Linked DNA regions of Homo sapiens: all the other regions are linked to region 2. The links are chromatin contacts, found by Hi-C or POLR2A ChIA-PET in ENCODE. All regions are on one chromosome and are shown on one strand. Each heading gives the region's core, a stretch centred on a gene start or an enhancer-like site at or near the end of the contact. The rest is flanking DNA. Distances are from core to core; before and after follow the strand shown. Region 1 holds the start of TBP (TATA-box binding protein). Region 2 holds the start of QKI (QKI, KH domain containing RNA binding). Region 3 holds the start of ARID1B (AT-rich interaction domain 1B). Region 4 holds the start of PDCD2 (programmed cell death 2). Region 5 holds the start of C6orf120 (chromosome 6 open reading frame 120). Region 6 overlaps ARID1B (AT-rich interaction domain 1B).

Region 1 (4,739 bases), core at 2,240-4,739, 7.1 Mb before region 2:
AACTGAAATGTTCTGTAATTTATACATTATATATAATTATCAAAACAGACACTTAAAATGAGTTTTTTTGTATGTATATTTCAACAAAAGTTATTGATTTTTTTTTTTTTTTTTTTTTTTTTGAGACAGAGTCTCGCTCTGTCTCCCAGGCTGGAGTGCAGTGGCACGACCTCTGCTCACTGCAACCTCCACCTCCCGGGTTCAAGCAATTCTCCTTGCCTCAGCCTCCCGAGTAGCTGGGATTACAGGCACCCGCCACAACACCTGGCTAATTTTTGTATATTTTGTAGAGATGAGGTTTCACCACGTTGGCCAGGCTGGTCTCGAACTCCTGACCTCAGGTGATCCGCCCACCTTGGCCTCCCAAAGTGCTGGGATTACAGGCGTGAGCCACTGCACCCAGGCTGAAAAATTTTTAAAGTAGATGGGTGGTTGAGAGCTTGAAATGTAAAAGGGGAAAAATAAAACTAGAAAATAATTTGGTGAGGGTGATTTTCAAAATCAAAGACCCTATATAGTCATTTGGAACATTCTCATAAGTGTTTATCAAAAGATTAGGTGTTTCATAAATATATAACTTAGCTTCCAGACTTCCCAAATAAACACCATTGTGCCTATTCAAAGCCTAATAGAACTTCTCAACAAAATAAGGCTTAAAAAACATATTAAACCATTTTCAAAAACAGATCATTAAATGCCCTTCCTTGCCTTTTGATACCATCTCTTGCAGTTCAGATTTCCGCCCTCCCTATTCTCTCCCTCCTGCTATATTACCTGAGGGGAGGCCAAGCCCTGAGCGTAAGGTGGCAGGCTGTTGTTCTGATCCATGATGTTCACTTTCTTCTTGGCAAACCAGAAACCCTTGCGCTGGAACTCGTCTCACTATTCAATTTTTTCCTAGAGCATCTCCAGCACACTCTTCTCAGCAACTTCCTCAATTCCTTGGGTTATCTTCACACGCCAAGAAACAGTGATGCTGCTTTGGAAAAAAGTCTAAAGTTTAATTTAAGGATCCAGGTAACCTGTACAGTCCTATAAGCCAGTTCTATGGCTATACAAAACACAAACATGAAAACCAATGAAGCTATTTTGGAATACATTTGTTTTTACCTTATAATCCTAAAGTTTTATTCCTTCCATGTTTCCGGCGATTGCATGTAAAATCGCCAACAAAACAAAAATCATTTTGTTACATGTTTAAATAATCGGAAAATGCTCAAAATCGAGCTGTCATAACCAGCATTAAAAACTTTTGAGGAAAAACACCTAGAGAAAAATAATTCCTAAGCAAAATGTAATATCAGAGCAGAATATTCACTAAGCACTGTATACACAGCACTGTTAGGCAAAGTTTAGATCTTTAAATATTCCAATTTTACATCCTCTACAATGTCTTGGGCAAAAAATTAAGTAAATATCAAATTCAATCCAATATACTTCAGAGTGATCATTTATCAAGCTCCTACTGTAATGAAACTGTTAAAAAAAAAAAAGCCGCACAAAGATAAAGCCCTGAATTTTTATAAATGTAATAACCTTACCTCTTTAGAACACATTAATGCAAACTGTGCCTGTTATCTGACTTTTCTTAAATCATCATCGCTTTACTCACTACACATCTGAAATGAGTTTATAACAACATATTCTCACATAGAACTTAGAGGTCTCAAAGTTACAAATTATATGTCCAAAGATCCTTCAGGCATATGCACTTCAAGCATGTGCTGGTACAGAACAGACACTCAGATATTTGCTGAATGTATGAAAGACTCTGACGATCACTTTGAAAGGGCAAAGGCCCCCAAAGACTATCTATCCTACATACTCATCACTGAAAAACAGACCAAAAAAGAAAGCAAGCTCTGCTTCTGGAAATAAATATATCAGAGATATTTTTTAAAATATACTTTTTTTTTGACAGTTATCCTATAATAACAATAACAGAAGTCCTGCAGATGAGGATATAAAGATAGGAGGATATAGTCCTTGGCATCAAAGTGTTCAATATGAAGGGTATGCAAATAACTACTGTAAAACATAGTATTATAACAGCAGGTATGGTCTAAGCTAAGTTCCTTGAATGCAGAAACCAGCCTACATGTCTTTGTGATCTCTGCATCTAGCACTATGCCTGGAATACAGTATGTGATCATGAATGAGCCCATATACACCCCTGGAAGAGAAGACAATATAGACTAACAGCCAATCACTGTGAAGAGAGCGCAGTGTTTTCACAAAGCAGGGACCATCTAACTTGGGTCTCACAAGGTGAGTAGGAATTTACACATCAGGGCTTCAGACAAAAGAGAAATCAAGCAGAAAGAGACAGATTGAAAAAGCATGCAGTATGCAGGCAACAAGCTTAGTATGACTGTATAGAAGGTCACTGCAGCAGATGAGACAGCACATATTGGTGGGCTCATACTATCAGGAGTTTTCAATGTTATTGCATAGGCAATAATAACAGTTATGGAATTTCGGAAGTGCAGTATGAACAGATCTAATTTGGCAAGACTAGATGAATTTGAGAGGAGTAAAACTGGAGGACGGAAGTTTCGTTTCAGGAATCTAAGGTTGAGGCAAGAGATAATGACGGCAGGATTTAAAGCCATTATAAGTATGATTAGAGATTTATCCAGGACCTTCGGTGGCTTCAGGCCACTTTTTGCAAGTAAGTCTACAGAAGAAACCGCACAGTGATTACTGCACTAATTTATCCTCAGAAAAGAGTTGTTTGCTGGGTATCTTCATCTCCTGGAAATTGAAACATCAAATCCGATATTTTTTGGAGGCAATCAAATTAATTCTGCATAGCCTTCTAGTGTCTGTATAACTAAATGAAGCACAGTCTTTTCACAGAAAAGTCTACCTAGAGATTTGGAAAACCATGATGGCCTGAACCGAGAGACGGGAGACCCTGCAAATAAAGTGGTGTGTATTATATCTTAAGCGCTACCGTGCCCGCTGTCTCAGGCTTCTGACAAAATATTTAAGTCTCAATGTTGGCAGCAAAACAGGCGGGCACAGATCTGGGTGAATCTGCTTCTAACATGGAGAAGAAGCGGATGGCAGGACAGGGCAGGGTAAACTTAGGGTCTTCGATGCAAGGGACTGTCCTGTCCCGCCTGCCGCCGCCCAGCCAGCCAGTAGTACCCTGAGCCCCACAATCGTACGATGGGAAGCTGCCTGCGAAACACAGCAGAGTAGGGCACCAGGCGGGAGTGGCGGCCGAGTGGCCGTTACAGGCCGGAACGGCGGCAGCACGAAAGGGAGGAACGTCCCCCGAGGGGCCTGCACGCGCGCCAATTCCTAGTCTCTTCCCCACCATTGCCCCCAGGCCTCAGTGCAGTGGTGGCCTTCGCCCGAACCGTCAGAAAAGAGTACAATCTGTTACCTGGGTCACTGCAAAGATCACTATGGGCCAGCGGAAGCGAAGTTAAACAGCCGGCGGCCCAGGCGCCCGCCACAGCGAACCTGCCCGACCTCACTGAACCCCTGGCGCGCGTTGATAATGTCACTTCCGCCAGTTCTGCCCTCGGCTTCAGCGAGTTGCTCCCACTAGGGCCGAGGCCATGAGAAGTGTGAGCATAGGTCACTTCCTGTGTTTCCATAGGTAAGGAGGGGCGAAGCTCTTGAGGAGTTCCGGGGCGGGGCCGCCGTGCCACAGCCATCTCTAATTGGCCCTTGCTGGACGTAGGAAAGATCGATTTTTAAATGGCGTGTGTGTGTATATGTGTGAGTGTGTTTTGTTGTTGTTGTTGTTGTTGTTTAAAGCAACTAGCGGCGTTACCTTCGACAAGTTACCTGACCTCTCCCCCGCATTTTTTTTCTGTAAAATTGAATAATGATAACAGTGCTTACCCTTGGGCTGTCGGGAGATTGACAGAGATTGACAGAATCAGTGCCTGAGCAGTGCTTGGCACTCAGTAAGCGCGTCCTCCTTACCTGTCAGCAAGAACGCTAGCTGATCTTCAAGCGTGTAGAATGACAAGGAACACTAAGCAAAACAAACAGCTTGTGTTTACACATGCATTTATATTCAGTTCTGCCACTCCCAGTTCATGCACTGTTGTCACATGGCTCTTTCCGCAGTTGTTTCTTAGTGGGACTTCAGCACGCCTTGATTTTCCCTTCTGTAGTTCATTGTGGCGTAATCATATGTTATACTGCTTGTTTTCTTTGTACTTTTTATTATCAGTGAGGTTGTGAGCTCTTTAAGGATAGGAAATGTTATATACATTTTTTATTAGCCAGGACAATTAACGTTCCCACCGTTATTCGAGTTGCCGTTGCGCCATAGTTCTGACAATTTTTTTGTATGGTCAGACTTAAATTTTTGTCCATTGGGGTGAATTCCAATGTTTTCTTCGAGGGGGAAAAAAACAAAAAACAAACAAAAAAAACCCTTTACATCCCTGTCAGCGCTTTTTGGAATGGGCGGGATTCAACTACCAAAGGGACAAGCCGCCGTGCAGCCCTCCAGGAGCAACGACTAGCGTGAGATAGAGAGGCCGGGAGCGAACTTCAGGAGAAGCCGGAAGTGGCGTAACGTCCGGTCAAGGCAGCCATCTCGCCGTGAGACAGCAAGTGTCGGATCCGCAGGCGCAGCCGTGCGATGTTGTCCTCTACAGCCATGTATTCGGCTCCTGGCAGAGACTTGGGGATGGAACCGCACAGAGCCGCGGGCCCTTTGCAGCTGCGATTTTCGCCCTACGTTTTCAACGGAGGGTAAAAACCCC
Region 2 (4,845 bases), core at 755-3,254:
CGAGAAAGCCGTAACACCTAACCATTTTCTACTTTTAAGTTGTTTCTATGACTTTCAAGACAACAGAACTCCTGGGATTTTTCTTTAACCATTTTTTATCATGGAAACATTTCCGGCCTTTTGTTCTCTAGTGACATTCCAACTCCCCAAGCTTCAAACTCCTGTTCCCCGACTCTATTTTTAAAATCTCGAAATTCTTGCGAAAAATCTAAACTCCATTGTTCATCTCTTCAACCTGTAGTTTTCAGTTTCCTTTACACAGTCCTCCGGTGGTGCCTCTAAGCAGGAAAAAAAAACAAACAAACTCCTGGCCAGTCGATTTTCGAAACAGACTTTTTTTGTGGTCTTTTTTTTCTCTAGGCGTCCACAGAAACCCACAGCTACTAGAAATTAATACTTCAGGTACTGCTATGAGAACTTCTTAAGGAAATTCCAAAGTTGGTCAACATTAATCTTCTTGTCATTCTTCACTCCCCACAGCGCTCCATACAGCTTTTTGGAAACTTTGGCTCAATTTTATTTCGCCCTTTCCAAACGTCTCGAAACCCTGTCCTACAAACTCAGGCGGCTGCGTCCCCGGGAGCAAACCCTCCGCCCAAGTTCTTCTAACTCAGGCTGCGCTCCGATCTGTCATCGCGTTATTTCGCACTCCACCCCCCCCCCCCCCACCCCCGAAAAGTGAAGTTCAACTCCCTAACAGTTCTCGCTTCCCCAAACAAAAGGGAAAAAAGTGCTTTTCGCCGTCACTTAGTCCTCCTTGTCGGCTACGCCAGCATAATTTCGGTCTCCTACGGAATTTCTTTAAACTAACGAGCCCCACACTGACTTCCACTTAGTATTGAACAGCTGCACCAACTCCCCAACCACGAAACCCCGCTTTAGTCCTCACGGGAGGGGAGAGCTCCCGAACGCGGGGCGGTGGGGGTCCGCGCAGAGCAGGCTCGGGAGGCCGAGCGGAGGAGCGGGGCCCGCGCCGGGCACACGCGTCCTCCAGGCCGGCGGCGCGGCGTGGGCCTGCTCTCGGGAGGGCTCGGCGAGGACCACCGAGTCCGCGCAGCCCCCGCCGACCTCTCGGAAATGTGACCGCCGAAGCTAGAGGGGCCGCAGGGCTCACCCCGCAGCCCTCCGCAACGCGCCAACTTGGACGCCAGCGGCGCGGGGTCCCGGCCGGGCAGGGGGCGTCCGGCACCGGCGGGTCCACCCCGGCCCGCCCGCCCGCCGCAAGCCCGGCCCGGCACCTCCTTTGTGCGCCCTCCTGGCCTCCCAGTCCCCCCGGCGCTCGGTCCCGCCCGGCCGTGACCTTCCCGCCCTCCCCACCATCCCAAGCGGGGAAAGGGGCCGCCCCGGCGGGGGTCGGGCCGGGGCCGGGGCCCTGGAGACGCTCACCTTCGTCCAGCAGCCGCTCGAGGTGGTTGAAGATCCCGCAGAAGTTGGGCAGGCTGCTCATGAGCTTCTTGTCGTTCATCAGCTGCATCAGGTAATCTGGGGTGGGCTTCGGCTTCTCCTTCGTTTCCATTTCCCCGACCATATTCCAGGCTCCGCAGCTCACTCCGCCCGCCGCCGCCGCCGCCGCCGCCGGAGAGGAGGGAGGGGCGGGGGCGAGCCCCGGCCGCGGGCCGCTCGGGACCCGGCGTCCCGCTCCGCGCCGGCTCCCGCTCTGGCTCCCGCGCCGAGCCCCGGGGCGGCCGGCACCGCGCGCTCGCCCGCCCCCCGCAGGCACTTTCCGCCCGGGCCCGACGCGCTCCCAGCCGCCGCCGCTCTCGGCCGCCCGGCTCGGCGCGTCCCTCACGAGGCCGGCGGGCGGGCGGGAGGCGGGTCTCGGCTGGCCGAGTGCGGGCGCGGGGCGCGGGCTGCTGGCGCCGGACGAGGAGGAGCCGGGGCCGCCGCTCGCTCGGCTGGTCGAGCCCGCTCAGCGCCGCCGCCGCCTGTGCCGCGGGCTCGGGGGGTCTCTCTGGGCTGGTCCCCGCCGCGGCGCCTCTGCCGCTGCCGCCGCGCTCCGACTGCGCTCCTCCTCTTCCTCCTCCTCCTTCTCCTCCTCCTCCTCCTCACTCACTTGGCGGCGGAGTTCGCCTCAGTTCAGGCGGCGCTGCCAGCGGCGGCGGCAGCAGCGGCGGCGGCGGGGGGAGGGGCAGCGGCGCGGGGAGGGCCGGGGGCGGGCGGCGGGCGGGGCCGCGCAGGGCGGCCGTTAGCGGGTCCCGGCCGGCGCGCTCCCGCTGCCTGCTGCCCGCCGCCCCGCGACCGGGGCAGCCGCCGGCGCCGCGCCCCCTCCTCCCTGCCTCCCCGGCGGGGCGGGCGACGGGGGCAACGGGAGTGTGACGGACTGCGGCGCTCGGCGGGCCTGGGCGCAAGGACTGGGTCGCCGCCGTGCGGGGCGCCCGGGGCGGGTGGGTGTGGGCTGCGGGGCCGACGGCCGCGGGGGGGGCGCGGGGCTTTCCACGGCACGGGGCGGGTGGGGCTGCGGGCGCGGTCGGGGCTGGCGCGGCAGGCGAGAGGAATTCCAGCGGGACGCGCCAGCGCTGCCTCCGCCTCGCCTCCCGTTACTATAGTTTTTTCAGAACCTCTTATCCACCCCGCAGAAGAGAAATTTTTTTTTAACGTCCTGTTGCTTCACGGGGGACTTTCGGGGTGGGCATCACGTGGCCCGACACGTAGCCGTGGGGCTCCAGAGCGCGTGCGCGCGTCGAGCCCGGTCGCCACGCCCCTTCCGAGGGTCGCTCCGCCCCCGTCGGGCCCCGCGAGCGCGCGGTGGGGGAGGGGAGGGCCCCGGAGCGCGCCTGCGTGGGGCGGGGGCGGCAGCCGACTAGGGGCTGGGTCTGGCCGTTTAGGGCCGGGTCTTGGCCCGTCGCCCACGGTGCGGAGGGCTGGTGGGCTTTCCTTGGCCGTCGGGCCCGCCACGGCGCGGGTCTTGGCTGCGGGGCGGAGGTGGGGCGGGAGAGCCGAGGATAAGAGTTTGAGGCTTTTCGAGGCGCGTGCCGCGGCGTCCGCCTCTGCGGGACTCTGCGCCGGGCGCCCTCGGCCGGCGCGCCCGGCTCCCGCTTTGTCGCCGAGGGAAGCACGCGCGACGCCCCTCCCGTCGCCGCCGTGGCTTCTTTCGGTGTTCGTGATTTGCTGAGAGGCTGGAAAGCAGCACGGCGGAGAGGAGCCTTGCACTCGCCAGGCGGGAAGCCTGCGCGGACACGCGTGCGCACCCACGGGGCGGCGGGCGGGCGTGGGGGGTCCGGGCCACGCGGGCGACGCGCCTCTAGGGAAGCGATCTTGTTGCACCTTCCCGTTATTCTGAAAGCAAATCGTAGCCAGACCCGAGCGCAGCGGCTTAGCAAATAATAAGGGGAGCGTCAGTCGTGCTCGAAATGCTTCCTTCGCGATGGCGTCAGTGTTCCGTGAGGGAATGAAGCCGCAGTAGGAAATAAAGAGGCTGTGCGCGTAGTCTGAAAAGCAGAAGTCAACATTTTTACAGATGAAGAAAGAATACGGAGGCAAGAGGTCTTTCTCTGCAGTTTGGTGGATTTCCAACATTTAGACTTGTTTGGAAGAATTTCCTCAGCTGCACCAATGAAGTCCTTGATCTATAGAAGTCGGCAGTCCCTAAATCTACGTCTGCATTTTGTTGCAAATCCTTTATAACATTCCATTAAAATAATGCAGAGTTATTTAATATCCAGTTGGCCATCGTGAGAGTAATTCGCGGCTGAGATTTTGTTAATCATTCTGTCTTCTGACTTAACAGTGAACGTAGGTGATTTTTTTTGTAAAATGTTGCTTCACATGAATTGTGAGAATCACCTCTAAGTTTGAATTGTACTGAAGGCACTATAAGAATTTCAAATGAACGCTGAGTAGCCAGTAGCCTTCTGGCCTTTTCGTTTAACAAGCACAGAGTTCGTTTTTAAAATTAAGTTACTTTGACAGAGGAAATGTAATAGCCTTGGTAGACAACATTAAAAATGTAACTGTCAGATGTTTTAAAGTCTCCAACAGCCGTATCTGTTTTAGAGCCATAGAATATTTACTTACTGAATTGCCTGTTTAAAGATGAACTTTCTAAATGCAGGGAATAGTAACTTGCAAAAAAGCTATGGTCTCTAAGTAATGAAGGCTGTTTCAGTACCTAGAAAAATCAAAATCAAGGTTTTGATGCTGCTAGTGTAAAAGATGCAATCCCCTTCTTAATGGCCTGCTTATTTATTAAGCTCCTAGGCACTATGCTGAATGCCCTACATGCATATCTCGTTTAATCATCAGTACAACTTGGGCTTAGGTTAGACTGTTATCCCCATTTTACAAATAAGGGGAAACCCAAGAAAGATGAAGTTAAGTAACTTGCCCAAGAATATAGCTAGTGAGTCCTGTGTCTGGGATTATAATCCAATTATATTTTATTCTAAAGCTTTTTTTTTTTTTTTTGCTTTTTTTCCTTGCCCTATCCTTTAAATCAGGTTGAATTTTATGACAATATTCCACCATTTTTGACCCATAGAAATGGCAGTGTCATAAGGCTCAACCACTTAAACCAGATTAAAGAACAATGATAGGCAATTTTCATTTCCTATGTATTAAATCACTTACGGTTACAGCATTTGATAATAGCTACTGTGTGTTAATTTTCTTTTTTTTGAAACAGAATTTCGCTCTTGTCACCCAGGCTGGAGTGCAATGGCGCGATCTCGGCTCACTGCAACCTCTGCCTCCCCGGTTCAAGTGATTCTCCTGCCCCAGCCTCCCGAGCAGCTGGGATTACAGGCATGCGCCACCACGCCTAGCTAATTTTGTATTTTTAGTAGAGACGGGGGTTTCTCCATGTTGGTCAGGCTGGTCTCGAACTCCCGACCTCAGGTGATCCGCCCC
Region 3 (4,556 bases), core at 1,704-4,203, 6.6 Mb after region 2:
TCAATTTTCACTGGTCTGCTATCTTACTGGATTTGCTGAATAAAATGCATGCCTAATCCATGATCAAAATAAGTTCAATTGATCCGGAACGTGCTCCTTTCACATAGCCTGCCTGTTGAAGGTGACTCCCTGCAAGCAGCCCGTAAGCCCAATAATGGATTTCCCTGGCTATTCTAAGGAACGAATCGATGTATTTTACAATATTGCACCTCCATGTCGTTGTAAATTTTGTTATTATTCCTACCAGCAAACGTTCGAGCTCGAAGCCCGCACCGAGTGTCTCTGAATGGCTCTCCCTAAGTAGGAAAAACCCACTCGCTTGTCACAAAGCTAACCTATTTTCCCTGCCTGGACCTCGGAAGCCAAGAGGGAACGTGCTGTGGCTAAAGGTGTGAGAAAGTTCCTCATTCTTTCCCCCGTTAAAGCACATTGTGGGCGCTCCCAGAACCGATCGGGTGGCTCTTCGCCCCAGCCGTCCTGGCCGGGAGAGCCTATTTGTTACAAAAGCACCCGAACGGTCCCCGCCGCCCCAAACGGCGACCGCGCGGGTGGCGCCTCGGGATCTCGCTTCGCGTTCCCGGGCCTGGGGGAGGGGGGGGACGCGGGTGCGGGCCGGCGGGGTAGAAGCCACCCGGCCCGGCCCGGCCCGGCGAAGCCCTCCCAGGCCTGGACAGCGCGCCGGCCCCCGGGGCGCCCCGACCGCGGCGGGAGGCGGCCGCCCGTCAAGATGGCTTTGGGCGCCGCGCCCCCGCCGCCCCCGCGGGAAGACGGGGAAAAGTACGCGGCAAAGAAAGAAACTCAGGCTCGCGGCGCGGCGAGGCCGCCGGGCGGAAGCAGGCCCGGCTGGCGCGAGGGTTACCTGGGATCTGCCCATGGTCGGTCCGGGGGTGCCGGGGCTCATCGCCGGGTGACTCCTTTGTTGCGCGGCCGCCCAGGCCGGGCTGGCAGCGGCGTACTGGGCGCCCATGTCCTTGCCCAAGCCCATGCCCGCGGCCGCCTGCTGGCCGCCCGCCGCCGCCCCCGCCGCCGCCGCCTGGGACTGGGGCTGCGACGGCGGCGGCGGCGGCGCGCTGGGGCTGCTGTACTCGGGGTAGCTGCCGCCGTAGCTCCGCATCATGGGGCTGGGCGAGGTGAGCAGCTGATTGAGGGTCGGGGTGGCCCCCGACGGGTGCTGGTTCTGGCCGGCGAAGCGCTGGAAGCCCCCCGCCGCCGAGCCGGCGGCCGCCTTGCTGAGGCTCGCGGCCCCGCCGCCCCCGGGGCCCATCATCATGCCGCCGCCCTGCTGCCGGGGGGAGCTCAGCACCCCGTACCCCGCGGACGAGCCCCCATAGCCGCCGCCGCCGCCGCCTCCTGCTGCTGCCGCCGCCGCCGCGGCCGCCGCCGCCACAGCTCCCGCTCCTGCTCCTCCTGCTCCTGCTCCTCCTCCTCCTCCTCCTCCTCCGCTGCCTCCTCCTCCTCCGCCGCCGCCGCCGCCGCCGCCGCCCGCGCCGGGCCGGCTGTAGCCCGGATAATGGTTGCACTGGCTGTTGGGGTACCCTTCGTGGGAGTTCTGCAGGGGGTCCATGCTGCCGGGGGCCCCGGCGGCGGCGGCGGAGGCGGAGTGCATCATCCCCATCCCGGGGCTTTGTTGTCCGCCATGTTGATCAAAGCAAGGCCCAGCGCGGCCGCCGGGGCCGCCGCTCGCAGGGGCAGCGCTGCCATAGTAATTATTAAACTCCGGGACGGCCGCCGGGCCGCCGCCGCCCCCGGGCACGGCGACCGGCGGCTGCTGCGTGCCCAGGGCGCCCAAGCCCGGGTGCTCGTAGCGGCCGCCCGCCGGCTCCCCCATCTTGGGCGGCGCGTCGTCCTCGTCGCCCGGCTTGCTCAGCAGCGGCGGGCCCGGGGGGTCGGCCTGGCCGCCCGCAGCACTGTCCTTGGCGCCTCCATGTTGCGGCTGCTCCATGTCGGGGCCGGGCTGAGGCGCGCCGCCGCCCGCGCCGCCCAAGCTGTTGTTGTTGGAAATGGGATGTTGCTGTTGCTGCTGCTGCTGCTGCTGCTGTTGCTGCTGCTGCTGCTGCTGCTGGAACTGGTTTAGCTGCTGCTGTAGTGCGTGGTGGTGGTGGAGGTGGTGGGCATGGTGGTGGTGGTGGTGGGCATGGTGGTGGTGGTGGTGCTGCTGGTGGGGCGGCGCGGCGGGGGCTTCGCCAACGGTTTTCAGTTTGTGGTTGGGGAGCAGCCCCGTCTCCATGGCCGAGCCCGGGCCCGACGAGGAGGAAGAGGATGCCGCCGCTGCCGCCGCGGAGGAGGAGGAGGAGGAGGACAGCGCGGCGGCGCTTCCACCCTCCTTGAGAGCCGCCTCGGAGCCGCCGCTCTTGGCGCTGTGGGTGCCGGCGGCGGCCGCGGCGCCCGCGTTATGGGCCATGTTGAGTTCGTGACGGGGGAGCAGGGGGTGGTGGTGCACACTGTTCAGGCCGCCGCCGCCGTCGCCGCCGCCCCCCAGCATGGGTCCCGGTGCCGCCGCCGCCGCCGCCGCGCCGCGCGCCCCCGCCTCCAGGTCCCGGGCTCCGGGCGCCGGCCGCGGCCCGGGGGGCGCCCGCCGTTCGCCGCTGCCTGCCCGCGCCCGCGCCCGCGCCGCCGCCGCCGCCGCCGCCGCTGCTGCCCGCGCGGCCATGATCGCCGCGGCGTGGCGAGGCCGGGCGGGGGGCGGGGGGAGACAATAACCCCCACTTTTCAGGCCGCGGCCCCTCCTGTGCGCATCCACGCGGCCCGCCGGGAAGCCGCGACCCCCTCCCCCTCCGCAGGCCCCGCCGGAGCGCCGGGCCGGGCACGCCTTACGCTCTGGGCCTGCTCCTGCTGTGTGCTTTCATGGTGAAAGTTTTTAGTTCAGGTTTAAATGAAACTTTTCTCTTTTCCTCTCTAGCCCGGATATGGGTAAATACACGACTAGCTGAGCCTATCGGGCCCAGCATGGCTTGAGAGGCAGCGGGCGAGCTCGAGCAACTATTATCCACTTCGCTCGCATTACTCCCGCGCACTCGCAAAACGCGGACTGGACTCGTCCCCGGGCCGCCGCCGCCCGCCCCGGCGCAGCCTCGCGGGACCCAGCCGGGCTTGGGCTAAGGCTGGGGCCGGGGCCGGGGCCGGGGCGGCTCGGCGGCCGCTCGGAGCGCGGCGGCGTGGGGCGGCCGGAACCTGCACTTTCCCCCCGGGCCGCTGTCTCCTTGCCAACCGGGCGTTCGCATGTTTGTTTTCACGTCTAAAAGGAACGATACAAAGGTGGAAAACGAGTCTGACGAGCAGACAAAAGAGGGAGAAGGGCTGGGAAACAAAGTTGTCTATTGGCCTCAGAGGTTACAAGGAGCCGACGGAGAAAGAAAATATTTAGGCAATCTGCAAAAGCACGGTCTCTCCCAGGAGTTATGTAATTTTCAGAACGTTCGCCTCTGCCTTGATTTCGGGCCATCGGCGTAATTCCCACAACTTCTTCCAACTGCAAAATTAGGAAAGATTTGAAATGAAGGTTAGCCCCGGTCAGAGAGCCCTATGGCCTGTACCCAGTAGGTACTCAATAAATGCTTATGACTGACTGCACCCGCCCCAAAGAGAATGTTTACATAACTCTTTTTGAAGGCACCTTAAACACGTATGTAGGTTTGTCAGTGTATTTCCAAAGGAATATGTCCACGTATTCCCAAAGGAGCATTTTTCTTACATGCACTTGGATGTCCTCTGTGGAGTATGTACAGTGGTGTTTTCTGCGCCAACTTTCACATGAACATTTAACTCTTGGTGCCAGAACAGCGACAGCTATGGGTTAGCTCGTATCTTCATAAATCTATATGACACCTTTCATCATGTTTCAGAGCTTCGTGTGCACAGTTAACCCTCTCGATATACATTCATTTCAAAGAGATGTGGAACGAAACTAAAATATTATAGACATTATATTTAATAAATATAACTTCAATAATAATATAAAACAGTCAACTCTAGTCCTAATGTAGAAATGTTCCATACTTTGTTCTCTTAAAAATTGGTGTCTATTAACATTTTATAATGTTTTTAATATTTGCATTGTTATTAATGTTTTCAATATGTGCATTGTCCCCTAGTAACATTTTAAAAAGCAAGACTTCTTAACCTTAGGCAATGACCCACTTGTACTAGTGTGGACTCAGTTTTCATTGAGAGAAAGCATTTAAAACCTGGCAGAAACAATACTTACGGTTTTGGTAGAGTATAGTTTTCCAAAATTATTTCATTCTTCAGCTTTCCATAAAAACTATTTTAGTTCATTTCCACTGCAGCAGTGGTTATTTGTTTGACCAAGTGTAAATATGTTACATGACTAAATAGAAAAGGATTGATGGGAAAACTGGTGACTAATTGGGGTCGGGGGGAGGGAATCAGGTGCACACCCAAGGGTCATTATAGAGTGTAGAAACAACAAATTGCAATTCTACGCAAACAACTGGAAAACGGGATATATCATCGTGTGTTAGAGAGAATAACAGAACCATAAGATGAATTCGTGCCAAATCATTCATCAGTTTTTGCCAAGAGAATACTACATCTTT
Region 4 (4,779 bases), core at 728-3,227, 7.2 Mb before region 2:
CAAAGTTATCCCTTTAAGGTGCGCCTGAGACAAATGCATATCTAATTGCTTCCCCTCCCCTATTGTTTACGTAAAAATGATAATTCACTGAGCCAGACTAAATTGTGTATTCAGTGGAAGGCTGATCAAGGACTCAAAAAAATGCGATCTTTTGCCTCTTATCTACTCATGACCTGGAAGCCCTCACCTCAAGTCCCGCTTTACCTGACTAAAGTACATCTTACACATACTGATTGATGTCTCATGTCTCCCTAACATGTATAAAAGCAAGCTGTACCCTGACCACCAAGGGCACATGGTCATCAGGGCCTTCTGAGGCTGTGTCACGGGTGCAACCTTAATCTTGGTGAAATAAACTTTCTAAATTGATGGATGCCGGATGTGGTGGCTCATGCCTGTAATCCCAGCACTTTGGGAAGCTGAGACGGACAGATCAACTGAGGTCAGGAATTCGAGACAAGCCTGGCCAACATGGTGAAACTCTGTCTCTACCAAAGATACGAAAATTAGCTGGTTGTATTGGCACACACCTATAATTCCAGCTGCTCAGGAGGCTGAGGCAAGAGGATCGCTTGCCTGGGAGGCGAAGGTTGCAGTGAGCCGAGATCATGCCACTGCACTCCTCCAGCCTGGGTGACAGAGCAAGATGCCATCTCAAAAAAGAAAAAAAAAAATTGATGGAGAGTTAACTTTTGGTTTACAATGTAAATGTTTATTTAAAAACAGACATTATTTTATGTACCATTACAAATATACTGCTACCCAGCTGCTCGGGAGGCTGAGGCAGGAGAATGCTTGAACTCGGGAGGCGGAGGTTGCAGTGAGCCGAGATCGCACCATTGCTCTCCAGCCTGGGCGACAGAGCGAGACTCCATCTCAAATAAAACAAAAACAAACAAATATACTGCCAACTAAACTGTGATTTTGTCAAAAATAAATGTTGTTGATGACTTTACTTCCATTAAAGCCACTGTAGTAGCCAAGGGAAAGCTTCCTTTTTGTCCTCTGAAGGTTCACTGAAAAGTCAACTGACAAAAGGCACATTAATTGGAGAAAGGGCATACAAATTTATTAACATGCACATGGGGGAGAACCAGAGTGATTTTGCTGAAGCCCCAAATGGGGTTCAGAAACTTATATACCATCTTGAGGTTACAGAATGGGGGTTTGGATTGTGGCATAACAGGTTATGCGGGTGGAGACCTGGCTGACAACCACGGTCTTGTTATGTAAATGAAACCTCCTAAGTAGAACTCCTTAAAGAGAACAGGTGGTACATGTTTCTTTCAGACCTTTGCAAACCAACAGTAAAATTCTAAACCCTCCAACCGACTGATGGACCCTCTGCTTGCCCAAGGGCATTCTGAAGTTAACCTGAAAAACTAGTTCAGGCAATGATGGGAAGTGGGGGTTGGCCATGCCTCATTATACACTCCTCCCTTGGAATTCAGGTACAGCAAGCCAGCACTAACATTAAAACAGAGACCTTAAGACTGACAGAAAAGACTCTTCTGCAGAGGCTTCTTCATTACTCTCAGGCACACAGGATTCTTGGTTTCCGCTGTAGGGTCCTCACTTTACCTGTTCAACCTTCATTTGTCTTTCACTGCCTACTCTTGGTTAGCACTCGGCCAGCGCACAGGTTTCCCACACCCTGAGGTGGACACCAGCAGGGAAGGTTTGCGGGAGGGCTCTGCCTCCCTGGCGGCCACCCGCAGGCCCACAGCAAGACATGTGCAGAGGTGAGCGGAGCGCCGTCACCAGCTGCCACTCTCCCAAAGACCAGAACCATCCCAGAGCACCCGGAGGCACCAGGAAAGCGGCTCGGAGGCAGAGGCGCCAGGGGCGGGGCTGATGCCGAGAGGTTTCCTCTGCCCCGTTCCCTCGCATTGGTCCTGCAACCGCTCCCGTCAGACGCGTTTCCGCCTCCTGTCCTCCGGAAAGGTGCCCGCCTCTTGCCTTCCGGCCCGGCGCCCGATTTCCGCCTTCCGACCCAGCTGTGGGCTGCGCCCCACGCCAGCCCGCGCCCCGCATGGCTGCCGCCGGGGCCAGGCCTGTGGAGCTGGGCTTCGCCGAGTCGGCGCCGGCGTGGCGACTGCGCAGCGAGCAGTTCCCCAGCAAGGTGGGCGGGCGGCCGGCATGGCTGGGCGCGGCCGGGCTGCCGGGGCCCCAGGCCCTGGCCTGCGAGCTGTGCGGCCGCCCGCTCTCCTTCCTGCTGCAGGTGTATGCGCCGCTGCCTGGCCGCCCGGACGCCTTCCACCGCTGCATCTTCCTCTTCTGCTGCCGCGAGCAGCCGTGCTGTGCCGGCCTGCGAGGTGAGCCGCCAAACGGGGTCGGGACGGGGCCATGCCTCCGACGCGTGCGCGGCGTTAATTCCGGGAGCGACCAGGGGGACGGCGGCAAGCACCGCTGCCGCCCCAGCCTCAGAGCTCCCTCTCCGCGCTGCCCCAGGAGCACCTTCTCCCGGGCCCTTCCAGGATGTGCTCATTTTTGCTACATAAGCTTCTAACTGTGCCCACGCGCATTGGTAACCCCCAGCTTTTAATCAGTGGGTACCAGGTATGGTGTTAATTCAGATAATAGAAATTGTCTTGGAAAGATGGATCCCAGTAGCTTTTTCGTATTTTTGGCAGTCGTTCTTAACGATCAGTCTTATTAATTTGATTAACTCAAACCACCTCTAGGAGGCAACTCAGTTGCGTGTACCGGACGAAATCTAGTTTCTGGATTTTAAAAGCTTATTCCTGAAAGCAAAAACTTTCATTTCTTTTTTGTTGTTGTTATTTTCAGTTTTACGTGCAGAGGATAAAATATGTGAATTGCTGTTTTGTTTGAAGATAAAACTTTTCTCTGTATTCTTTTTTAGTTTTTAGGAATCAACTACCCAGGAAAAACGATTTTTACTCATATGAGCCACCTTCTGAGAATCCTCCCCCAGAAACAGGAGAATCAGTGTGTCTCCAGCTTAAGTCTGGTGCTCATCTCTGCAGGGTTTGTGGCTGTTTAGGCCCCAAAACGTGCTCCAGATGCCACAAAGCATATTACTGCAGCAAGGAGCATCAGACCCTAGACTGGAGATTGGGACATAAGCAGGCTTGTGCACAACCAGGTGGGTAATCTTTTTTTTAAGTCTCAGTTCAGTTTCATCGCCTTTGTCAACCCAGATATTTCCAGGACAACTTTAAAGGTAAAATTAGGAAAGGTATAGTACTTTAAAATTTTTCATGCCTGGAACACCTTTGTAAAAAAAAAAAAAAGGCTGTGAAGTCTGAATCACTGAATAATGTCACCATATAGGCATTTAATTTATGACCCTTTATCTAAAATGCCAGAACTATAGGGAATATAGTACTTTAGAGACAGCAAATTATTAGACTGTCTTCAAAACTAAATGATTACTAATAGTGCTGTCCTTTTTGTTTCAGATCATCTGGACCATATAATTCCAGACCACAACTTCCTTTTTCCAGAATTTGAAATTGTAATAGAAACAGAAGATGAGATTATGCCTGAGGTTGTGGAAAAGGAAGATTACTCAGAGATTATAGGGAGCATGGGTAAGCAGTTTCAGGACTTCATTCATTAAGTGGTTAAACATAATACTTGGAAGAAAGGGCTCCATGTGCCTAGAAGAGAGGTACTGAGAGGAAGACTCACTTTGGAGGCTGTAGCATACAATTTTCAGATATTGCCTCAGGTAAAAATATACTTCCTGGACTTTGTTTTCTGACACATAAGAGGTGTGTTCTGCTCCCTGTAAAGACAAGGGTGGGTATCCAGATGGTCCCATGAGTAGGGCTGCACAAGATGCTGGAGGCTTGGTAAGTTCCTCTGGGTCGCAGATCGGTTTCTCGGGTCGGGATAGTGTGAGTGCCTAGCACAGTGTCGGGCACGCAGAAGGGCCCCTTAAAAGTTTCTCTTTCATCTGGCCAGTTTTAGATACACAATTTTGTCAGTTTACTTACAGTGCATACTCTTGGGTAGTACTTGTGCTGACCAAGTATCTTAGAGGCTTATTTTATTATAGTAGCCAACATTTATCCAGCACTTACCTTATATAAAGGGCTGTTTGTGCATGAGCTCATTAAAATCGTGACAGCAGACCAATGAGTGAGAAACTGCCCCATTTTGAAGGTGAGGAAATTGAGGTTCTGGGTATAACTTTCTTTGGTCACATAATATTAAATTTTACAATTTGAGCCTTGAGCCATACACAAAACCACCACAAAATTAGATTTATAGACTCAAAATGAAAACATCAGCTTACTGGTTTGTAGTTCATACCAGTCATACATTCCAAAACATGTTTTGAGTCTTACTCTGTGCCTGACCTTGTGCTTGATAACAGGGATATAATGGGAAGCAACACTCCAGTGGTCAGATGCTCACAGTCTTATGGAGGAGCCCAAATAATATCTGGGGAAGTTAAAGTCCATATAATGACTGATAAGAGTACAATACAGGTGCCATGGGAACACGTGACATCACTGAAGACTGCCTGGAAGGGGCCGCGCGTGTGTTCATGCCTATACGATAAACATGATACATAATGAAAATGCTTATCTTTAGGAGAAAGGAGAGCCTAGAGTAGCAGGATCAAGGATGAAAGCTGGACTTCAAATATGCCTTGTTAGTGTAAATGTGACTGTGGAACTGTATGAGTATTTTAAGATTATGGAGTAAAGTAAGTTTTAAAAAGCAGTCCCTAATCATCAAAAGTAAAAAACTCTTGATGTAGTCATATAACCACACTAAGAACTCTTCCAGGTGACTTCAAAA
Region 5 (4,661 bases), core at 880-3,379, 6.3 Mb before region 2:
AAGTTTACATTTTTTCCTTAAATTAAGGAACTCATAGTGCCCTTCTCACCACAAAATCCAGAGAGGAATATCATTAGTGATAGCTAAGGCAGAAGAGTTTAGATGGGCTTAAAATTCAGTCCTGTAAAGATAATTTTTCATTCTATATTAACAATTTTTTTCCTAGGTCGCTGGATTTGTGACTGTTGTCAGCGGGCCCCCCCAACACCCAGGAAAGTGGGCAGAAGGGGGAAAAACAGCAAAGAGGGATAAAATAGTTTTTGACTCTAATACTGTATATGCATTTAAGTGGAATATTTGGTGCCATTTACAACATTATTTTCATGCCAATAAAAGATTTTTTTTGCAAATTATGAGCTTAAAATCTGCAGTTATTTCTGTTAAAAGCTACGCTTACTCTCGAAACTAACTCCAGGTAGAGAATTCATCTTCCAAAGTATTTTATAGTAACCTTGGCTCACTCCAAAAATTCAGTGGAAATGTTTAGTAACTTAAGATACTTAACTGTTTCTCCATAGCCCCAAAAGTTAATTTTCATGAAACTTCCTAATCTACATTGTTTCCGGCCTACCATAGGTAGCACTGACAAAGTTATTTAATAACTGAAGAATTTTCATAGGTATGACAAATGGCCCACTAAGATTTGGTGCAGCTGGATTTAGAGTTGTCATTATTGGACTGGTACAGGAACAAACTTTGTAAATACCTGCCTGCCAGGAAATCCTTTTTGTATAGAAAAGTACCATCACCTACTTGGGGTACAGGCATGAGGCTTTAGTCCAGGCTCAGGGAAGTGTACGTAAATCATTTCCAACTTGATTTTAGTAACTCTTGAAAACTTACACCAACTTCGGTTAGAATCTCCAGAGTAAAATTACAAAGTTATCAACCTTTTGATTTGTGTCACAGCATGAAAGGTTGCTCTATTTTATATAAACCTGTTACTGCAATCATTTTTAGTCAACCTGCCTAATGAAAATGGAGTCTAAACACTTTGTGCACAGTCCTTTTATAGGAATTATGATCTTTAAAATACTGTGCTTGCTGCTTTTCCTATTTTTGGGGTAACTGAGGTAACAAAACTGCGTATGGCTTTATTTTTCCATCCCTTGACTAAAGGTACCTAGAACTTCAACCAAGTACAAGTAGCAAGGTTCACAGCAAACTGCAATCAGCTTCACAGATGGAGGGTTTTATATCCCAGAGTGTGGTCAACGACTCAAAAGAGAATTTCAAGTACCAGTTTCAAAATGCTAATTAATATCGTCCAGAGAACAGATTCCTCCTCTTGCGAGGCGTCTTCCGGGGCACCAGCGTGCTTCTGGCCGGCATCTGCGCCGTCGGCGGGGTAGGCGGCCTCGCCGAACGGGTGCTGCTCGACCGTGCCGTCGTAGTACACCTTCATCTCGAACTCGCTCTCCAGGTGGGAGGGGTGTCCATAGACGCCGATGCCCACTGGGCGCCGGAAGTGCGCGGGGATGGACACGGCGTCCGGGCCGCAGGTGGCCGATTGCAGCTCGTAGTCGTCGAAGCTGGGGTGCAGGCTGCTGGCGGAGACGTACAGATCCGCATCTCCCTTGAGGCTGCGCATCCTGAGGACTATCTTGCCCTCGTGGTTCAGCCGCAGGTAGCTGTAGTTCCCGGCGCCTATCTGGCCCTGGACGACGTGCAGGAGCACCCACTCCTCGGGGACCTCCTCCTCGTCCGCGCAGCTTCCCGGAGACAGGACCTGCGAGGCTAGGAGCAGCAGCAGGGCCGTCGTCCAGGGCGCGGCCCTCCCGCGGGGAGCGGCCATGGCTGGCGGCTCAGCTCCGGGGCCTGCAAGTGGGTCAGTGCTGCTGGGGACACCGGAGGCGCTCAGCACCGGAGCCTGTCCCCGCCGTCCGCACGCGGGTCCACGGCGCGTCCAGGCGCCTGGTCTGTCGCTGGGACTGTCCCTTCCCACCCGCGTGAGGCCCCGGGGAGGAGGGGTGGGTTAACCCCTCCCCCGTAGCGCGGCGCCCACTCAGGGCAGGGGCAGGGGCAGGGGCAGGGCCGCTGTGGCACCCTCGGACTCACCACCACTCCCCGCAGGGGGCCGCGCTTTATACATCCGGACCCGAGGCCGGAGCCTCGCCGGAGGCGGAAGTGACGCTAGGTCCGTAAGTGAGCCGGCCGGAAGCGAGGCTTCTCCAGCTGTCGCGAGATAGCGAAAGGGGCGTGGGCGCGAGGGGCGGCGGGCTAGTAACCATAGCGGCTCGCGTGGGTCGGCTGGCAAGTAACCATAGCGGCGAGCGTGGGGCGGAGTGTGGCTCGGTAGTCCTCTGCGTGCCCTCCTGGGAGCTGGGTGCTGTGAGTCCTCCCCTAGCGGGCTGGTCTCGGCGCGGAGTCGGCGCCGAACCCGAGCTGCTGCTCTGGGGCGTGTGCCTAGGGCGCAGGGCTGGAGCGCGGGGGCTGCGCGGTTGCTCGCGGCTCCGCTGAGGTCTCTAGGAAAGGGGGCGATTTGAGGGTTCCGCCGTGACCGCTTCCAACGGCGGACACGCGCGCTCTGGACCAGAGCCGTTGCCCGCTGTCTCGTCACCCGAAGCCTCCTCCTGACGCCGTGCTAGTGCGAGGGTCTCCAGGGGAATTCGGGGCACAAGTCGGGCCGGAGCATCCGGGCGGCCGCTTGAGATCGGCGCTTTGAGAACTGAGCGCATGTGGAGTTCGGAGGAAAAGGGCTCAGGTGGTTATTTTAATTAAAGCAGCTGTGTATAAGGAGCACTCAGATCTCTTTAAAAGATTCAGTAGTTTAGGAACGAACCAGGGCTGTAGAAATGCCCGGCCTCCTGCACCTCCCGTCGGTTCTGAGCTCCGAGGGCGGGAGCGTGGACCCTGAGGGCTCGTTAATTATGCCCCACTGGCCTTTCAACCTGCGTGGTAACTACCAGGCTAGGTTTTCCTAACTCGAGCCAAACAGCAAGTTTCTGACTTGATTATCACTAAAAGAGAAAAATTTCGATCTTTTCTAATCAGAAGGGAGTAATTTTCTCTTTTTAAAAATATTCGTATGTACATTAAAAAAACGGAAATGCACAGGATTTTATCAGTGGTACTCCTCGAGTAGTAGAGTTTTCATCTTTTTATGTATTTCTAAATTTTCTACAATTTACACACACTGCTCTGTACCAGTAAAGGAGTATTAACTCTACAGCTTCCAGTTTATCTGGGATTACTATCTTGTGTTTACTGACTTAACTTTAAGACTATGGTATCTTTAGCAATCACTTGTCACTGCCTTTTCCTGAAGTGCTTACCTAGTGTTAGGTGCACTAGAATCTCACTAAAATAATAAATTTAGTTTATTTTCCCTGACTTGTTCTGTGCATGTATGTACATGGATATTCCTGGGGATATCCTGTGACATTGATTATCCCCTAGGGTTGGCACAGCAGGGAGAGGAGGTAGGGATAAAAAACTTTATTATTTCTGCATTGTTTAAATGTTTTGTATTGTATTGCTTTTGTAATTCAAAAAAATGTTAAACAATTTATATTAGTGGAGGTAGGTTAAGTGCTGTAGCAATTCACCCCAATAGAACAGTTGCATGTTTCTTGCTCACACAGTCCTGTGTAGCGGTTTCTAGTCAGACGATTCCTTTGGGCAGCTCTCTGCAAGCTGCAGCCTAAAATTCTTCCATGTTGTGGTTTTTTTCCTTAGGCCCTCTGAATTCTCCGCATTTAGCCAGTGGGTGGGGAAAGAAGAGAGGCAGTGCAGGAGGAATTTATGGGCCAGGCACTCAACGACTACATGGCTGCACTTAATTGCAAGGGAAGCTAGGGAGTGTAGTTTAGTTCTGTGTCTAGAAGGAAAGGGAAGTGGCTTAGTGGAAAAGGAACAGCACTTACCGTAGTCTCTCTTCTGGTGACCAGATCTCTGCTCCACTCTTGATCCCACATGGAGAACACACTCTCCCCACCCCAAGGGGGACACTTTGTCAAGGTGCCTAGTGCAACACAGAACATTTCTCAGGATTGCACAGTTCTCTCCATCAGGCCTGGCTGTGGTTCCTCGTGGTCCAGAGCCCTATGGACTAAGAAGACAAACTAGTTGCTCTCCCCACTAAAATGCAGTGGTTAAATATGACCATGGTTTTTGTAACCATCTCCCTTTTGGAAAAGGGAGACACATGGCAGACACTGGTCTATAGCAGTTTTGAAGTGATGCTGGGGTGGAGGTGGGAGGAATTTCCCAACTAGACCCTGATTCTGCTATCTGGGAGGAATTCCCTTGTCCATTGTTCTTTTTCTTTCCTTTGAGACAGGATGTCACTGTTGTCCAGGTTGAAGTAGAGTGGCACAATCACAGCTCACTATAGCTTCAACCTCCGTGGCTCAAACGATCCTCCCACCTCAGCCTCCCCAGCAGCTGGGGCTACAAGCATGCACTGCCACACCTGACTACTTTTTTTTTTTAAAGTAGAGACAGGGTCTCACTATGTTGCCCAGGCTGGTCTTGAACTCCTGGGCTCAAGTGATCCTTCTGCCTCGGCCCCACAAAGTGCTGGGATTGCAGATGTGAGCCACTGTGCCTGGCTTGTTTGCTGAGGCCCTTGATTCTACCCTTAGTCCTTTTCCTCCACGGTCTCATCTGATGTGGCTATGAGGATGCTGTCTTGGAAGGCTGCCATAGCTCACTCCTGG
Region 6 (4,741 bases), core at 1,615-4,114, 6.4 Mb after region 2:
ACACTTGCTTGACATCTCACTTGAATGTATTATTTACATCAAGACTACCTTTGGCAAACCTAGGGGAGCATAGGAACCACACACTCATTATATTAGGTAGGCAAAGTTTAACTTCAAAATTTGCCGTAAACTTGGCAAATGTTTGCAGCAAATAGAAATTACTGTTGGAGGGGCAGAAGTCATAAGTGACTCCCAAATAGATATGCCTTGTTGATATTTATTTGGGTTAACATTTTAAAATCCAAGACTTTCCAAATAACATAAAATAGTGACTGCAAACCACACTTAGATGTACCTACAACGTCAGACCCATTATGAGCAATGGCAGGTAAGTGTAACAGTAGAATATGCCACGACGATGGGGAGAAATCTTTTACTCAACCCTTATTACACTGTTTCCAAATTGCTCCAGTTTATGTAAAATAATTTGTATTGTTTTCTTTTTTAATTGTACATATCCCTTCTGAGATACAGAGAAAATTAAGCTTTTCCATAAATTCAGTATTCACAAAGCTAGGGAGTTAAAAGCCTGTAAACACAAAATTCACTGACCTGCATCAATTTAAGCACTATTAAAAGAGATTGCAGCTCAAAATCTAAAAAGAGCTGCTAATCCTGCTCTACAGATAGTAACCAATCAGTGTTTATCCTCACAATGCATTTGCTCTTCCTGTTAGGAAGCGCCGGAGTGAGGAGAGGATATGGAATACAAGAGTATATCCTAGTATGCAACTCACTCCTTCTTATGAAACACCTAAATAATAAATTCAACTTAATTTAAACTGTAACTGGCAAATGTCATCAGTTAACAACAATGATCAAGGTCAGAAATGTCCCTGCTATTATTTTTATAAAATCTGTATACAGATCACAAACACAGAAATTGCTACATGAAAATTTCTATGCATATTCACACGTGCGGTAAACACTACAAGGCATAAAAACAGAAGAATGTTAATATTCAGAACTCTTCAAGGCCATTTCTCTTAAACATTTCAAAATACTTTTGGATTCTGTCTCTACATCAACACCGAAAACTGACCCTAACCCTAACCCTACGTTGTTATAATGGATCATCAATTAAATTTGCAGAATTCCAAAATTAAGTTGCTTTGAGTCTGATAAAAATACACACATAAGTTATAAGTTATCTGCATAAGAATTATCAACAAGAGAACAAATTAGAATTTATGGTCAAATTATATAGTTCACAGAGTGAACAAAAAGTGTAAAACCAAAGTGGCCGTCGCTGATTGCTACTAGTTGGATTAAATGCATGTCTTGGTTAATCTACTATAGTTTCATGTGTTGTTTAGCTTACTTGAAAAAGTCGTCAAATGTTCCTAGATTGCAGATTGCAACATCCTACCTAAAACACCTGCAAGTGACCAAGAGACCACCCAGTGATCCCAAAGTCTCCATGGCAGAGACAGGATGAAAAGTAATATCCCGACAAGACTCTTCAGCATTTAATTAAGAACAGGAAAGCACAGGCAGGAGATGAAACTTTACAAGCCTAGGCGTTTCTCGGCTTTTAAAAAATGCTGTGAGTTGGTTTTCCCAGCAAGGAAGGTTGATGAGCATGCACTTGGCTCCAAGAAGCAGCTATTACACAAATAGAATCCAAGTGCCTGGCTAAGCCGCCCAGCCTCGGTGCGTCGGGTAACAGCCAATGGCGGCGGCCTGCCAGCCTCGCCCCGCCCACCTCCCGCCGGCCCCGCCCCTCCACCTCGCCCCCTTCCGCGGCCCCGCCCCGCCTCCCCGCCCTGTTCTTGGCGGCCTGGGCTCCGCGGCCCTGCTGGCGTCCTTCGTCTGTAGTTCCTGGCTTTTCCACCGTCAGCCACTCGTTTTAATTACGCGAACGGGTTCCAACTCATCCAGCCTTTAAGTTTGGGTGGTGGTTTTGAGAGGGGGAAAGAGATGCACCAAAGGAAGTAGGGGAAAAATAAAACCTTAAGCGCTGGGCGCGCCACGCGGGACGCAGAGGTTAGGGGCGCGCGGCGAGGTAGCGGGGCGGCGGCGCGAGACGGCGCAGGGGAAACACTCGGTGCCTGCGTGAGTCTGGCCGCGCCGGCTCATGTGTACGCGAAGCTGTGTCAGCAGAAACTTTAGAAAACACGCTGTGCGAGCGGCCGCCGCCTCCCGCCTCCAGGAGGAGCCTGCGGGCGCGCGGGGCGGACGGTGCCTGCAGGCGGCGGCCGCGCTTGCCCGGAAAGGAATGTGGCTGCGGCCGGCGCCTCCTTCCGCGGGGTCCCACAAAGGCTCATCTGTGCGCGGCGCGGCGCCGTCGGAGGAGTCCGAGCCTGTTCAGTCAGGCTGAGGACGCGGTTGTTTTCGTCCCCCTGTCCCCGCCCCCACGAGCCTACGTGCGGGGTAGGGAGGGCGGCACCGGAACCCCCGCCCGGGTCGGGCCGAAAGGAGCGAGCGGGGCCTGCCGGCAGAGGCCGCCGGGCTGCTGTGTGACTCGGTCCCCTCCGCGCTCGCCGCCCTCATCCTCGCCCAGCGCCTCCGCGGCAGGGTTAATTCCGCCCGCTGCCTGGTGGTCCCACTCCCGGGGGATTCCGGGGTCCGTGGAATCACTGGTTCTCCCTTCGGAGGAGCTCGGCTTCTTCCGTGGGCGCGGGCGAGTCTCCCCGCTGTACCGCGGGGCCGGGGCTTGAATAAAACAAAAGAAACCAAGGCGAGGTGTGGACGCGCAGTGAGGACCGGAAAGCGAGGCCTGAGAGCTGGCGGCCTGAAAGCGGTCCTGCGTCCTTCACACCCTCTCTCTAAAATCCCCCTCTCTCAAGCGGGCCCTGACCAAGAGTAAAAGCGCAGCCGAGGAGGGAAGGACGCCGCCGCCGCGCAGGCATCCGGGCAGGGACGGGTGGGCGGGAGATTCCGGGCCGCTGTTCAGGGCAAGCGCTAAAAGTTTCCGGGTCCCCGAATTTCTCATTTCTTTATCGAATTCTGCAAAGAAGTAACGTTCCTTCGGCCATTAATATTGTAAGAATGTATCGTTTCTAGCCATAAGTTCCAGGTTACTTTTTGTAAGAAAATTAAGGACTCAAGTAGATCAGCCAAAGAAACCACGTACAGCATAAACTCACGTACCACTCCTTAAAAAAATAATTTATTGAGTTATGACCAAGAGTTATATAAGGGGAGAGGTAACAAATCTTTGGTGAGGAAAAAGCGATGGAAAAAATATTAGAGAAGCATAATTTTGAGGAAATTACATATAGTTTGAAACCACCACTGTTTAATATTTTGACTCGCGATCTGAGTAGGAGAAATGACCAAGCTAGGCTGTTGTTTATGTGATGCCATCTCATTCAGTTCTACCTACTATTTATAGCTCCAACAGCATCAGAAAGAAAAACACATGCCTAGTGGCTAAAGCATTCAAACACAACCCCTTATAAAAAAGTTAAAGTTTGGGTTAATTAAAAAAAATTAATTTCATATTAAATATATATTTTTAGGTTCCAATTTACAGTTATGTAGTTATATATTATCGCAATAAAAAGATCTGCCCATGGACTGGTTTTTGGTTTTGAGACATGTTTAAATTACATCCCTTACAGAGTGCTCAACTTGTATGGGGGTAAATGACTAACATGATGTTATCTACAAGGTTAAAAAGCAAGAATAAAGAACTAACTACATTTTAGGTCAGTTCTTCATCAGAGAAGGAATGTTAAAAATTTATTTCCATCCAATTTATTTTCTAAATATTATTAATTTTCTTAAATAAAACATTTCCTGAACGGCAAATTTGCTTGTTATGTCTATTCCCTCCTTCCTGAAATGACTTTCTCCTATCCCTCTAACAGCTTTGTCTTTTGCTACTTCTTCATCCTCCAAGTTGTGCCAATTTGTTTCACTTTTTATTTATCTTTGCTAAAAGAGAAAGGCAGGGGGCGAAAAAACCCTAAAGGACTTAAGATTTTCAGATGGTTCTAGCTCTAGAAACATAATGGCTGCATATGAAGGGGAAGACAGGAGTCGTCCAGATACACCCAGATTTTCTTTTGGCTTGGTGGGAAGAATGAATGGCATGGTTGTGTCCTCGGCAATTTGACATGCTTGTGGTATATCCGCGGAGGTGACCCGCTGGCAGCAGGAAATACAGGTCATGGCACAAGTTGCAGGAGACTAAAGAACATGGATTCGCAGGCAATTAGATGACAGTTGAGTGAGCGTGGATGACTGAGTTTTATCATAAAAAGGCATCACAAAGGACGATAGAGCCTAAAACAGAACCTTCAGGAGTACCAACATTTAATGGACAAGTTCTTCCCTCCTTCCTTAATGAAAGCAAAAGCCACCAGGCTAGAAATTTTACAATTTCAGAACTGCTTTTTCCTCCAAATCTAGAGAGAAATAGGAAGTGAAACATGGACTCAGGTAACACTAAACAGAACTAAATTTAACTCCTCCAAGCAGTGGCTTTGGAGAAGTTAGACAAGTTTCTTAGCATCTCTGGGCCTCAGCTTCTTCATGTATATGACGACAGTCTGCTCTGATGGTTGTTATGAGAATGAAATCAGCACTTACCAGATGCTGGCTATAAACATCATCTGACCATTCCTGAAATACAGACTAGCCTCCATTCCCATTACCAATGCCTTAACTGAGACTCGCATCTCTCCTCCTAAGCCTAGAATACTGTGAAACTGGTTTCCTTGACACCAGGCTCTTTCCAACCCATTCTCCCTCACAGTGCCCCCAGTGTCCTCTTCAGATAACAGATTTGAAC

The links. A loop is a pair of places that touch in the nucleus more often than their neighbours do. ChIA-PET counts read pairs that join two places held with the same protein, here RNA polymerase II (POLR2A). Pooled maps may share reads with other maps.
Region 1: a map of naive thymus-derived CD4-positive, alpha-beta T cell shows a loop between it and region 2 (23-fold over the local background). The contact joins the promoter of TBP here to the promoter of QKI in region 2. A Hi-C loop is called at or near these places in 2 of 168 maps with a recorded cell type or tissue (both naive thymus-derived CD4-positive, alpha-beta T cell), 1 of 37 single-sample maps with no recorded cell type and 8 of 50 pooled maps. POLR2A ChIA-PET finds 5 or more read pairs at or near these places in 1 of 52 experiments (T-cell).
Region 3: a map of CD8-positive, alpha-beta T cell shows a loop between it and region 2 (17-fold over the local background). The contact joins the promoter of ARID1B here to the promoter of QKI in region 2. A Hi-C loop is called at or near these places in 2 of 168 maps with a recorded cell type or tissue (CD8-positive, alpha-beta T cell and naive thymus-derived CD4-positive, alpha-beta T cell) and 7 of 50 pooled maps.
Region 4: a loop to region 2 is called in a pooled map, with 9 times the contacts of the local background. The contact joins the promoter of PDCD2 here to the promoter of QKI in region 2. A Hi-C loop is called at or near these places in 2 of 50 pooled maps.
Region 5: a loop to region 2 is called in a map of B cell, with 13 times the contacts of the local background. The contact joins the promoter of C6orf120 here to the promoter of QKI in region 2. A Hi-C loop is called at or near these places in 2 of 168 maps with a recorded cell type or tissue (B cell and naive thymus-derived CD4-positive, alpha-beta T cell) and 8 of 50 pooled maps.
Region 6: a loop to region 2 is called in a pooled map, with 11 times the contacts of the local background. The contact joins the enhancer-like site here to the promoter of QKI in region 2. A Hi-C loop is called at or near these places in 4 of 50 pooled maps.

The regions. Positions count from the first base shown.
Region 1 is chr6:170,553,119-170,557,857 of GRCh38, reverse strand. It overlaps TBP (TATA-box binding protein), which reads right to left and starts at 3,489. Exons shown (of 8, transcript NM_003194.5): 1 at 3,395-3,489; 2 at 775-976. The coding sequence starts at 828. It overlaps PSMB1 (proteasome 20S subunit beta 1), which reads left to right and starts at 4,551. Exons shown (of 6, transcript NM_002793.4): 1 at 4,551-4,728. The coding sequence starts at 4,616. RefSeq lists enhancers at 3,219-3,608, 4,419-4,739.
Region 2 is chr6:163,411,877-163,416,721 of GRCh38, reverse strand. It overlaps QKI (QKI, KH domain containing RNA binding), which reads right to left and starts at 2,004. Exons shown (of 8, transcript NM_006775.3): 1 at 1,387-2,004. The coding sequence starts at 1,528. It overlaps LOC124901234 (basic proline-rich protein-like), which reads right to left. Exons shown (of 4, transcript XM_047419614.1): 2 at 2,637-4,108; 3 at 2,054-2,473; 4 at 1,546-1,757. The coding sequence starts at 3,516. The coding sequence ends at 1,546. CAHM (colon adenocarcinoma hypermethylated) reads left to right here and starts at 2,772. Exons shown (of 1, transcript NR_037593.1): 1 at 2,772-3,657. RefSeq lists silencers at 986-1,175, 1,376-1,425, 1,676-2,495, 2,586-3,365 and enhancers at 1,446-2,099, 2,100-2,752.
Region 3 is chr6:156,775,775-156,780,330 of GRCh38, reverse strand. ARID1B (AT-rich interaction domain 1B) reads right to left here and starts at 2,953. Exons shown (of 20, transcript NM_001374828.1): 1 at 860-2,953. The coding sequence starts at 2,650. It overlaps LOC115308161 (a long non-coding RNA gene), which reads left to right and starts at 1,813. Exons shown (of 2, transcript NR_163974.1): 1 at 1,813-2,085; 2 at 2,900-3,971. It overlaps MIR4466 (microRNA 4466), which reads left to right and starts at 600; the gene lies at 600-653. RefSeq lists silencers at 1,700-1,929, 2,180-2,249, 2,320-2,469, 2,620-2,859, 2,880-3,229 and 3 more and an enhancer at 1,201-1,736.
Region 4 is chr6:170,581,835-170,586,613 of GRCh38, reverse strand. PDCD2 (programmed cell death 2) reads left to right here and starts at 1,977. Exons shown (of 6, transcript NM_002598.4): 1 at 1,977-2,315; 2 at 2,867-3,109; 3 at 3,426-3,557. The coding sequence starts at 2,033. RefSeq lists a silencer at 2,008-2,247.
Region 5 is chr6:169,699,594-169,704,254 of GRCh38, reverse strand. It overlaps C6orf120 (chromosome 6 open reading frame 120), which reads right to left and starts at 2,129. Exons shown (of 1, transcript NM_001029863.3): 1 at 1-2,129. The coding sequence starts at 1,795. The coding sequence ends at 1,220. WDR27 (WD repeat domain 27) reads left to right here and starts at 2,226. Exons shown (of 26, transcript NM_182552.5): 1 at 2,226-2,704. PHF10 (PHD finger protein 10) reads left to right here. Exons shown (of 12, transcript NM_018288.4): 12 at 167-353. The coding sequence ends at 252. RefSeq lists a silencer at 1,763-2,132 and enhancers at 2,183-2,272, 2,593-2,672.
Region 6 is chr6:157,019,159-157,023,899 of GRCh38, reverse strand. All of the region lies in intron 4 of ARID1B (AT-rich interaction domain 1B), which reads right to left. Among named protein-coding and RNA genes, the nearest start is that of MIR4466, 240 kb to the right of the region's middle. RefSeq lists silencers at 1,625-1,714, 2,015-2,534. Within about 2 kb of position 2,864, at least 40 of the 41 ENCODE cell types and tissues checked have a DNase peak (open chromatin) inside an H3K27ac peak, as active enhancers do.